2 separate regions of the Mus musculus genome follow, and region 2 is linked to region 1. The links are chromatin contacts, found by Hi-C or POLR2A ChIA-PET in ENCODE. All regions are on one chromosome and are shown on one strand. Each heading gives the region's core, a stretch centred on a gene start or an enhancer-like site at or near the end of the contact. The rest is flanking DNA. Distances are from core to core; before and after follow the strand shown.

Region 1 (5,871 bases), core at 1,452-3,951:
GAAAGGGAAGGAGGGAGGGAGGGAAGGAGGGAAGGACAGGAGGAAGGAAGAAAGGAAGGAAGGAAGGAAGGAAGGAAGGAAGGAAGGAAGGAAGGAAGGAAAGGAAAGAGAAGGAGGGAGGGAGGGAGGGAGGGAGGGAGGGAGGGAGGAAGGGAGAGAAGGGAGGAAAGAGATAGGCAGACATGTTGCATGCACTCCAGCCATGTGGAAGGCATTCCATACTTCTACATTTTTCATATTTTTCAAAAATGTCTTTAAGGAATGTTGTACCTTGAATTTCACCAAGACCAGGGTCATTGAACAGGTATGTGTTTGTCTCTTCATTCACCCAACAGGTGAAGGTGTAGAGACTGCACCAAGCACTGGTATTGGCTGACTCTTAAAGACAAAAGATCTTGTCATTATTGAACCCAGCAAGGCTGCCTTGAAAGAAATGCTCACCCTAAAACTCAAGGGAAGGACAGAAGAGCCTATGACATGAGATCAGCATCTCCTCACTCAGTAAGCTGTGGTATAGGACTCCCCAATGTCCCCTTCATGATCCAGTACTACACAGCATTAGTCAGATCTCAGGCAACGAACACCTAAGGTCCTGCTGCTGCTGCTGAAGATCCCTCCTTGATCTGTTACATAGAGCGGTAGTGTCACCGCAAAGAAGCTGATGATGGCCATTCATAAGCCCAGAAGATATCACACTGTCTCTCACAGGCAGAGTCTAAATTTAAATTTATTTATGCGTAGGCACATGCATGTATGTATGCATATATTAACACAGGACTTGGACATAGAAAGACTTCTGTGAGAGAGAAGGGCACTGTGGGAGAGAAAGGAGAGTCCCTAGATCAGAGCCAAGTTGGTGACATTTCATCAGTGCGGAGCGAAACCTGGAGTCTACATTTGTCTAGAATGAGTCTGAAGCAGGTATTCTTCAAGGGCTGAGCAACAGTCACGGACCTCTTTCCTAAGTACCAGCCATGAGTCAGAAACCGAATGGTGGTTTTGAGTGAGCCACACCTTCTGTGGTAGATGGTATCTTTACCCTTATCATGTCCTGCTTGTGGACTGAATACATTTTTCTGTCTCTACCACTGGGCTCAGCCTTCAGGCTTGTTCTAACCAATGGTAATAATAAGTAATAATGTAATAAAAATTAGTGGTAGTAATAAGTAGTAAGGTAACCTAAGGGCTTGAAACTTGCTTCAGCAGTCGCTGGCCTTGGGCTCTTCTGTGTCTTGTCATTACTGTGAGAAGTGTCCTGGAGGCAGTTGCTGCCACATTGTCCAGAACCTGGGTTAAACTCAACAAGTGCACTTGAGCCCACCAGACCTTCAGCTTGAAGCGACACACAGCCTGGCCAAGATTCAGAAACACTCAAAATGCCATTCATTACTGTTCACCACTGAGACAGGACAATCAGTTGTTACACAGCCATTTCCTCACCAACATAGTTAAAGCATCACCACTCGGACAGTCAGGCTCTCAATCTCCCACCTGACAGCTGTAGGTTCTGAGGTTTACACACTGACCTGCATAGTGAAATTAGTAAGTAGCATAGTTGGGATCTAAGTCTTGCACACTCTGGAACTAGTATCCTAAGTATGGGCTTTACTGCTGCTCCAGGAAACCCCCACAGTGATGCACACACATGTGTCATGTAGATTTGGATGTGACATCACAACTGACCCCTTCTCGGATGTACAGACTCAACCTGCCCTGTCATGTCCTTGCCTTTGGGGCTGGGAACTTTCAGTCCGTATTTAACAATATTGTAGCAGCTTTTACTGTGTTACAATTAGCAGCAGCTTTTACTATGTTACAATTAGATAAAAATCAAGAGTGAACTTCAATCGTAAAAACACTGGTGCATGCTGGGAAAGGGGGAAAGGAAGTGAAAGAAGCAGACTGTGTTTCAGAAGCAAAAATCCCAAAGAGAAAAGGATGTGCTTGGGTTTTTTTTGTTGTTGTTGTTGTTGTTTTTTGTTTGTTTGTTTTTGTTTTTTGCTGCAAGGGGCTGACACGGTGTCCTGACTCCAGCAAGAGGTTGAGGGTGGGCACTTAGATTCCCTGGGCAGTGAGCAGTGATGTGCACATCTGTGCACACATGTGCACCCCTCTGCACTAATCCAAGGGAATCAGGCAAGTCCAAGGCTCCCTGAGGTTTTTCTCCCCAGCTTCCCACTCACTGGACTTCTTATCCTTTCTCCAGCCTGGGACAGGAACATGAGGTGAGCTGGCAGCGGGGGACAGCCAGCAGGAAGGGATGTTCCATGTCCTTGATGCCCCAGACAGCAGGAGGGACTGCCCCCAAGTGGAATTACTTATCCCGACTATGCTCAGTTGGGCAGGAGAGCCACTAACTTAGATAGATAAAGGGCTGAAGTACTGAGTGGCACTTAGTGATGGGTCACAGCTAGGGAAACTGGGGGAGGTTGAGGTTCTGTGGAGGCCATGTATGGGGGAAAGAGCAGCCAGGGAAAAGGAATTTGGGTTGAACTATTTTGGATCCGGGCCTGGACTCTTCTCTGTTCATGAACTAAAGCTAGGAGGGCCTTGAATTCTTTTTGTTTCTTTCCTTTTTTAAAAAAAAAACTTTTTCTTCTCCAAGCTTCAGGCTGAGCTCCCTGGGGAGTCCCGGGGGAACAGGACATCCCACACCCTTAGGGCATTAGGCTTTCTCAGGTGTCTGCAGGAATCTGCTTCTCACACCATAAGTGCTTCAAAGGAAAGACAAGGAAGATTAAGGACAAGCGTGGCTCGCCCGACCTCAGCCTGCTGCCTCTTCTGTGCCAGTTTTGCCCAGGGTGGGTCGCCTCTCCCAGATCAGGCAGCTGGGTCACAGCTTTGCTATGTGTTTGTTTCTGAGCAGCCTGACTTCAGCGGGTGACTAAGCTTGGAAGCTGTAAAGCTTGGTAATAAACCTGTCAGTGGGGCTGTGGGCTACGCCAGGATGCTGACCCTAGGTGTCTTCTTCAGGGGGCTGAATCCCTGGGTCCCACTCTTCCCAAGCAGCTCTGTCTGGAGTGCGCTGCCAGTCAGGTGCCTCACAGGGTCTTCCTGTGGAGCTGCAGCTCTTCTAGGTCAGAGAAGAGCCAGTCTGTTCTTTGACTCTGTCCTTTTGTCACAGAGAGCTGACAGAGCCGGTCTCCACTGTTACTAATCAACATGGCCTTGGGCACCTGAACTACACCTGAGCTTAGAGCCTGAAAGGTGAGGACAATGATTCTAAGGGACAAAAGGACACAGTGAGCATTTCCTGGTGGAGAGGGTGGACCCAGACCAAGCCCGACAAATGAATGGAGCACAAGCAAATACCGGGAATGGGAGAGATTTTTCTCAGTTCACTGCCCTTCTCCCTCCCCTTCTTCTCTCCTCCCCTTTCTCCTCACCAGCAGCTCTCCCTTTTTCTTCTCTCTCCCCCTCTTCCTCCGTCTTCCTCCCCTTCCTTCCCTCTTTTACACATCCCCTCCCTCCCTCAATCCACCCCCTCCGTCTCAAGTCTCCCCCTTCTTCCTCTACCCTCTCTCACTCCTCCTTCTGTGCTCTTCAAACACCTGGATCCAGAGATAACTCCAGGTCTGCCTCTGCTGTATCAAGCCAGGCTTCCCTGTCCTCAGGGGGAAAGAGTAGTGACCCAGGGTGACTGAGAGGGGAAAGGTCCAGCTACTGACACAGTGCTGTTTACAAGTGCTGTTTTTGTTCTGATGAGCCTTCCCTCTGAGGTTAAAGCTGCCTTGATTTCCAGGCAGGCTCCAGGATCCAGACATAAGACGTTCTGGTAGTCTCAGAGTGAGGAAAGGGGAGTCTTAGTCCAGCTGAGGAGGGAGGGCAGGAAGATGGATCTGGCCTGGAGTCCTCAGCCTGCTGAGCAATGCTCTGTCCAGGAGTACTCAAAGTGTTTGCTAAAAACTCAAATTCCAGGCCAGGCAAGGGAACCGTCATGGACACCCAAGACAGGATCTGGGGGTGGGGGTGGGGGTGGGTGGTACATTTGGCCATCCCTGTGTGTCCTGCTTGCCCCTTACCACCTAGCTCCAAGAAGAAAGCCGAAGCAGAGACCACTTCACAAAAACAAGCCAATCCCAGACTGGAAGAAGTGACTGTATTTCATGGTTCTTCACCCATAACCCTCCTACTCCTTCCTTCTGTTGGGTGGGCCTGAAGCAAAGTGTTCAAAGCCTGAGGTGGGTGAAGGGTAGAGATGTTTGCAGCTCAGTGTCAGAACTCAGGGTCAAGGAGAGGCCCGTGGCTCTTACCAGATCATCTGCATACAATAAGCACATAAATCAGTCTCCACCAATCCTGCCCTGGTCCACCCATTGCTGGAGGCCAATCTGAGCTTCAAGCAAGGCTAGGGTGGGACAGAAAAATTGGGCACCTGGGTGACTGTGGTCCTGAAATTGCCTCCTATTCTGCTCAGGGAGACCTGTGTCCACAGATACAGCAAGACAGCCTCAGCTTCCATCTGACACCCAGAAGTGGAGGCCAATATTCCCAGCATAGTCTTCCACTGGTTCATAAAATAAGACTGCATGTGCCGGAGAGGTGGCTCAATGGTTAAGAGCACTGGCTGCTCTTGCAGTAGAACAGGGTTCAATTCCCGGCACCCACATGACAGCTCACAACTGTCTGTAACTCCAGTTCCAGGGAATCTGACACCCTCACTAGACATGCATGCAGGTAAAAACCTACACTGGGAACCAAGAGCTTTCTCTGAAACTGTCTTTTAGCTTCACGAGGAAGCCCCGGCCAGCTGCTCTGCCCCTATCCCTCCCATTCAATTTCCTGACTTCCTTTTTCCTCTTCCTTCATGATTCCAAACTTTTCCTCAAGGAATATGGAACTTTCGGCCTTACCCACAGACCCTGCTTTTGCTTTGGAAGTGGCTCCTGATTCTTGGGCTCCACAGAGGATGACATGTTTGTACCTGTTAGAATTAGAAGCTTATGGGAGGAAGTGGGTATGCAGATATTCTAGGTAGCAGACAGCTCAACCTTGTGGCTTGTAAAACCTGGGAAATTGCTCTTAGAGATGGCTCCTCAGGTGTAGCTAGGATCTTCACTTACGCACAGAAAAGAATTCCAGGAGCAGCCGACGTGAAGCCGAGTGGGAGTTTATTAGGTAAAAGAGAGTACACACTGGACAGATTCCAGTGTGGTCATTAGCAGATGCACTTAAATGTCTCAGTACACTAAAATGTTTGTGTAATACACTGTATTTAGTGACACTGTTCAAAGGATGCAATTTATAAGCAGGTTTAAAGTTTAAGCAAATAAAGTCTTAAATTTAAGTTTAAAAAGGAACTGGTTTGCTTTCTTTCCTTATCTTAAAGAATTTCCTTTACTGAAATTGAAATAAAACTGTAAGGTACCTTTTGGGGTGCCTTGTTCAGGGTTATGATTGAGAAAAGAATGCTGGTAAGATTAAAACTGAGGATCACTTGGTTTAAGATATGTGTATTGGCCTTAAGTGTGGTTCAGTAGCTGTTTTAATATTCTTGTTTGAAATGTTACTCCCAGAATGGCTAGAGGCAGAGCCTGGGCAACCCAAACAGGGCTCAGCCATGTATCTACCATGAACCAACTAAGTAAACAAGGAATCGTGAAAATCGAGTGTAAAGAGAGTTATTCAACAGGGCCATATGGGAAAGGAGGACAAAGAAGCCCTAGACACTTATACACGGGGGGGGGGGGGGGGTGAGGGAGGGGGAGGGAGAGAGAAGCATTTTAATTGCAAGATCTAAACAGAACCTCAAAAAAAAAATCAGAAGTTACCACCTAAGGAAAGGGAGAGGATGTCACTGGGAAACACCTGGAGCCTACCACTGTGACATCTCAGTCAAGACTGAAGACTTTAAATCTTCTGGATGCTTCT
Region 2 (5,389 bases), core at 1,182-3,681, 58 kb before region 1:
GAGATCGGTTGAGACGTTGCAGCCGGGCCGGGACAGAAATCTCGAGGCAAGTATGCCCAGTGTCTAAGGCCGTTGCTTCCAGAGTACCCGGTTCTAGAGGTCCCTGGTTGCAGAGAGCTAGGAGAGGAGAGTGAAGGGACTGGAGCCTCGCGGGGATCGAGTTGAGGGTACTCGCCGAGATGGTCGGGCGAAGATCCAAGCTGTCCGTGATATGGCCAGGCGACCAAGAATGGGACTGGCAAAGAATGGGGAAGCTGAGCTCTAAACTTTGAAAGCTAGGCTTGGGTATTTTGGCTTCCCGTATTAAAGGAAGTGAATGTATTTACCACCACCACCACCCAAAAACAGCCGGTAGTCTCAGCGGGAGTGAAGGCAAATTCAGTGCTGAGCTAAGGGAAAAGGTGTTTTACTTTGGTTTGGGTTTTTGTTTATTTGTTTGTTTTGTTGGGGTGTTTTAAAATAATATATAAATATATAAAATGGCGAGCTGGCATACACCCGAGTCTAGACTGACAGGAATGCGAAGTGTTATTGAATGGAAAAGCCCGTCGTTATCGATCGCGCCCGGCGGAGGTAGGTCTTTTATGGACTGCAGTCGGCAAACTAATTCGAACCCTTTTCCTAAAGTTTTAACTTTCTTACCAACCCCAACCCAGAAGCATACAAAATTACTAAATCGGGGAAAAAAATGAAGATATCCAAACAGATCTTCCCTTGTCGGGCCTTCTCTCGACTGGATTTTCTCTTTTCTTTTCTTAAATTTCTTTCTTAATTTCTTTCTTTCTTTCTTTCTCTCAGGAAGAACAAAAACAAAAACAAAAATCAGCAACCAAAGACCAAACGGAACCCGACTTCCCGCCACGTCCAGCGGGTGCCCGGGTTAAACAGGTCGCTGAGAGAACTAGTGGAGCTGTGGAGGTTTCTATTCGCTCTCTTCCCGCCCCTCCCTGGGCCTCCAGAGCAGGAGGAAGGAAACAGTTTGCTCTGAGGTTTCCAAGGTCTCCTTGTCTCCTTAAAGGGGTTGAAGACCTAGAAGTTGCGGGTCTGGGCTGGGGGGACATAGAGTGAGTGTAGAGCAGAGTTGAAGTCCAGTGAACCTGGCCATGTGGCCCTGTCCGAGTCCCTGAGTGATAGACCGGCCGGGAACACGGTCCAGGGAAACAGGATTCAAAGACCTCGCGGGCTCAGAGCTTCTTGACAGCGGGCTTCGTCGCCCAGCATCGTGTCCCAGCCAGCCCGACCCCGGCCCGAACCACGGGACACCTCGTTTGCACCCTTTTACAAAGGGTCAAGGAGTGGGCAAGCCAGTAACCCAAACGAGCTTCAGAGACTGGGGACCAAAGCCTCTCGGGCCCCTAGCTGCCCAGTTTCAGAACCAAGAACCCGGGCTGACCTCCGCCCGTCCAGGCCTCGAGGAGCGCCCACCCGGAGCAGGCCGGGCGCAATGAAGGAGGCGACCGGAGCGGCGTGCTTCAGTTCCGCGACGTGGCACGTACCTTGGAAGCGATGACCCAGATATCGGTAGCGGTGGATGAGCCAGGGGTAGAAGGTGGACGGGTCCCGCTGCTGCGAGGCGAAGAGGGGGTGTGGCGAATGCGAGGAGGGCAGGGGGTGGGCGGCCAGGGCGTGCGGCGGCGGCACCGGGTGCACCGGCACGGCGGGGTTGGGCGGGTGCGAGACCGCCTCGGCGAACACCAAGTCCGGGTTGGAGTAGACGCCCCTGCCGGCGGCGGCGGCGGCGGCGGCCGAGTGGAAGCCGTTGAGGAACGGATTTATGGGACTGGAATTGGCGTAGCTGAGTGCCGCGGGACGGATGGGATCCTCGGAGCGCGAGGCAGGCAGGGGACTGTCCTTGGCCACCAGCGACTCGATGGTGAAGCAGCGCTTGGGCGCCGGCTGAAACATGCTGCGCCGAGGAGCGGGCGCGCTGGGCTCCCTGCTCCCGGCGACCGCGGCGCGCTGCCTCCGCCGCCCGCTGCCCGCGGCGAGGACCGAGGAGAATGGGGGACTCGTTTGTTTGGGGTGGGGGTGGGGGTAAGGAAAGGAAGGAAGGAAGAAAGGAAAGGAAAAAGGAAAGGAGGGGGAGGGGGAGGAGAGGCAAAGCCGAAGATCCCGAGAATCTTGCACCAAACGCGCCCAACCTGGAGAGAGGGGGGAAAATCCTTCCAGAAGAATTTGCAGGCGTGGATTGGGGTAATATTTTTTTGAGCGAGGTGGCGTGGGGGGGGGGGAGATTGGAGTTAGAGGCAGGGAGGGGGTTTTCGGGGAGGCAAAAAAAAAGTTTTCTCTCCTTTGCAAAAGGCGGGCAGGGCGCCCTAAGTCCAAGGACAATCCATGGAAGTGTTCGCTTCTTCACTAGTAGTGCAAACGATTTGTTAGTTCATGAGCCTAATTAGTGCGGGGATCACATAAACAGCTTCCTCCGAAGCCTGGTAAATGGCTTGATGATTGGTCGCTATTACTCGCCCTGAGGTGGAAGGGGGGAGACTCTTTAAAGTGCGTCAGAGGGAGGCGAACGCCTGGGAACCCGGAGGCCTGGATCCGGGCCCAGAATGGAACGGAGTCGGCGCTACTGCCCCGGCTGTGCCTCCAGCCGCCCGCCCGGCCGCCGACCTCTTGGTGTCTTCGCCCTGCGCTCCGGGCTAGCTCCCTCGCTCCTGCGGCGCCCGCTGCGGCTTCTCTCCTCCTCCTTCGCCTCCTCCGCTTCCCTCTTCTCCTCCTCTTCCTCGTTCCTCTCCTCCTCCTCTTCCTCCTCCTCCTCTTTCCCCCTCCTCCTCCCCCTCAGCCACCGCCTCCTACTGCACCCACACCACTCCCACCGGGGCACCCGGGTCCCTGCAGAGTCTCGGGGCTGCGCTGCCTTTGCTGCGGACCCCTGGATCCTAAGCCTGCGGCGCTGGAGCTGATGGGACTGAATCACGGACGGACACGCAGATTTCTTCACACCCTAAGCTCCGCTGCGGTTGTCCCCTGGAGGCCCGCGCCCGGGTCACTGAGATGGCTTCGGGCGCCCGGCGAGGGTAAGCGGGCGGGGACTGGTTCCGGGCAAGGGCTAACCCGCTTCACTCCTACCAATCCCCACCCCCAGCAAAACTCCCGAGGTTTCCTAGGCGCTCGAGGGGGGGGGTCCTCCCACCCCTCCAACCAAGCGTAGCTTCGAGGTTCCAGGGTCCACGCGTTTGCAGTCTTTGACCCGGCTGGTTCGTTTTTTTAAGTTCAAACCTGAGGGGCCAGCTGCGCCTGTACCGTGGCAGTGGACTTCCAGCTTGCACCCAAGAGTTTCTGCTTATCCTTTCTGGAGGGTGGTCACTTCTGTCCCCAAAACAGCTCTTTCTGGGAAATGTGGGGTTATTTGGGAAAGGAGTCTTGGGTCCTAGGTCAGAAGCTGAAGTTATGACTGTGTTATCGTTCCATTGTCCTTAGTGGCGTTGACACTGTTCCCATTATTGCTATTATTACTGTACCTATTTTTATTCTGACATCTGTTGTCCCAGGGCTGGGTTGCTCTACAAATCCAGGTTTCGCAACCTGGCACTTAGGATTGTGTCTCCGGTCCTAGGCCCTGTCCGCATTTTCGAGCTTGCCTTCGGTTTTGGGATGATTTTAGGGCCGACTTCTCTCGTCCCCATTGGCTCACGCTGAGGCATAATTATGATCACATCCCCCCAGCCTGCTGGCGCTGCTCTCTGTTTATTGGTGGTTAAAGATCTATTATCTATTCATCAGCCGCCTCCCCCCCCCCACACACACACCCTTTGCCAATTACATTCTTCTAAAGTGAAGTACCAGCAGGTATTTTACAATTAATGATAATTTTTTTCTGGCGTCCTTTAAATCTGTTACTCCCAGGTCGAAGCCATTTATCCTAAGAGGGATAAAATATCTGTGCTTGGTGGCTAGGTTGCCTGAGACCCGGGAGAAGCAGATCTGGAGAAGACAGACGTGAAGTCCTCTAGAGGGACTATGAAAGCCACCTGATTCCACCAAGGGTCTGGGTCTTAGGACGCTCCAGGTAGTCCCGGCAATAATAATAATAAGGAGAGGTCTCCTGTTTGGTTTCTTGGGGTTTTTTTTTTGTTTTGATTTTTTTGTTGTTGTTTTGTTTTTCCTCTACTGCTGTTCAGGTTGTGTGCGTTTCTTGTATAGCGTTCATGTGAGAAGGCAGAAGCTCAAGGGAGCCCCTAGGTAGAATGGGAGTTGAGAAAAGTGTTTCCACCTCAGCTTTGCTCTCCTCGTGGTATAAATCTGCCCTTGCCTTAGACTTCAGATCATTTCACCTTCTATTCTAGATGGCCTTCTTTCTTTGTCCCTTTTTGGGGGCAAGTTCAGAGATTATGGGCATTAGATTCAGCCCTATAAAAAAGGGTATGCATTTGAGGCCACATTCTCCTCATTCCTGAACCAGACCCCAAATATAGCTGAGAAATCTCTCCCTAGTTTCATCTGGGTTGTGGAAATAGAGGCTGTGCCTCTGAAGACTGGAGCCCAAAGAAGGGCGGAAGTCTTGGGCCATGCCTAGTCAAGCAAGATTCAGAGGAGCTAGGGCTTCTAGAAACAAACGCTAGAAACAAACGCTTCCACTTGGTCACACTGCAGATACTCTGGAGGAGGGTGAGAAGGTGAGTCTTGTCTTGAATGGGTCTGCAATGCTGTGACTACAAATTAGGACCACTAAACTCTTCACTCAGAACCAAATACCTCCCCCAGCATTAGCATCATTAGCATTAGTACGCTTGGCTGTGGGTATCACAGCCATTGACTTTGAGCGGCAAGGAATCCAGACCTGTTTGGAAGATTTGATTGAAACTCCCATATGTTGGTGGGACTTACTTGATCCCTCACCTCTCTGTACCAGGGTGTACTGGGGAAATGTCTTGAGGGAATGAGCACCTAGCTTCAGACAAGGGCCTCCAGTCTCTTGCATGAGGCAGGGGCATATCACCAGTTTCATGATCCTCAGCAAGCCACCAGCCTCTTGCAAAGTTCCCTTCTACCATTAGATTGCCGACCCGAGGTGGTCTCTGGGTGCCCTGCAGGTAGCCAGTGCTCAAGAGCAGCAGGAGCATTTGGCAGTCAAGTACATGAACCCAAGGAGGCTCTGCCCCTTCTCGCTCAACCTCCACTGAAGAAGAAAAGCGGGTTTCCGGTGAGTCAGGCTGGGTGCAGAAGCCATAGATGCCAAATAATCTATGCTAATTCATGCTCCCAGCCCAGAGGTGCCCCGGAAGAATCTGGTCTCCTCAGCGTGTAGAGGAATTAACTAGAGAGTAACTTATTAACCACACTGACCAGCAGAGGCGCACCAGGGCTCCGGGCATTCAAGTCCAGCTTGAGACCCAGAGCTCATAGATGGCCTAGCAGAATTCTAGTCCTAGGTTCCTTAAGGACC

Evidence for each region. A loop is a pair of places that touch in the nucleus more often than their neighbours do. ChIA-PET counts read pairs that join two places held with the same protein, here RNA polymerase II (POLR2A).
Region 2: POLR2A ChIA-PET joins it to region 1 with 74 read pairs in Patski. The contact joins the promoter of Emx2 here to the enhancer-like site in region 1. A Hi-C loop is called at or near these places in 1 of 37 maps with a recorded cell type or tissue (left cerebral cortex). POLR2A ChIA-PET finds 5 or more read pairs at or near these places in 1 of 5 experiments (Patski).

The regions. Positions count from the first base shown.
Region 1 is chr19:59,397,416-59,403,286 of GRCm38, reverse strand. Gm33756 (a long non-coding RNA gene) reads right to left here. Exons shown (of 4, transcript XR_386849.3): 4 at 5,696-5,871. Among named protein-coding and RNA genes, the nearest start is that of Gm33756, 11 kb to the right of the region's middle. Within about 2 kb of position 2,701, at least 1 of the 3 ENCODE cell types and tissues checked has a DNase peak (open chromatin) inside an H3K27ac peak, as active enhancers do.
Region 2 is chr19:59,455,732-59,461,120 of GRCm38, reverse strand. It overlaps Emx2 (empty spiracles homeobox 2), which reads right to left and starts at 2,431. Exons shown (of 3, transcript NM_010132.2): 1 at 1,497-2,431. The coding sequence starts at 1,905. It also overlaps Emx2os.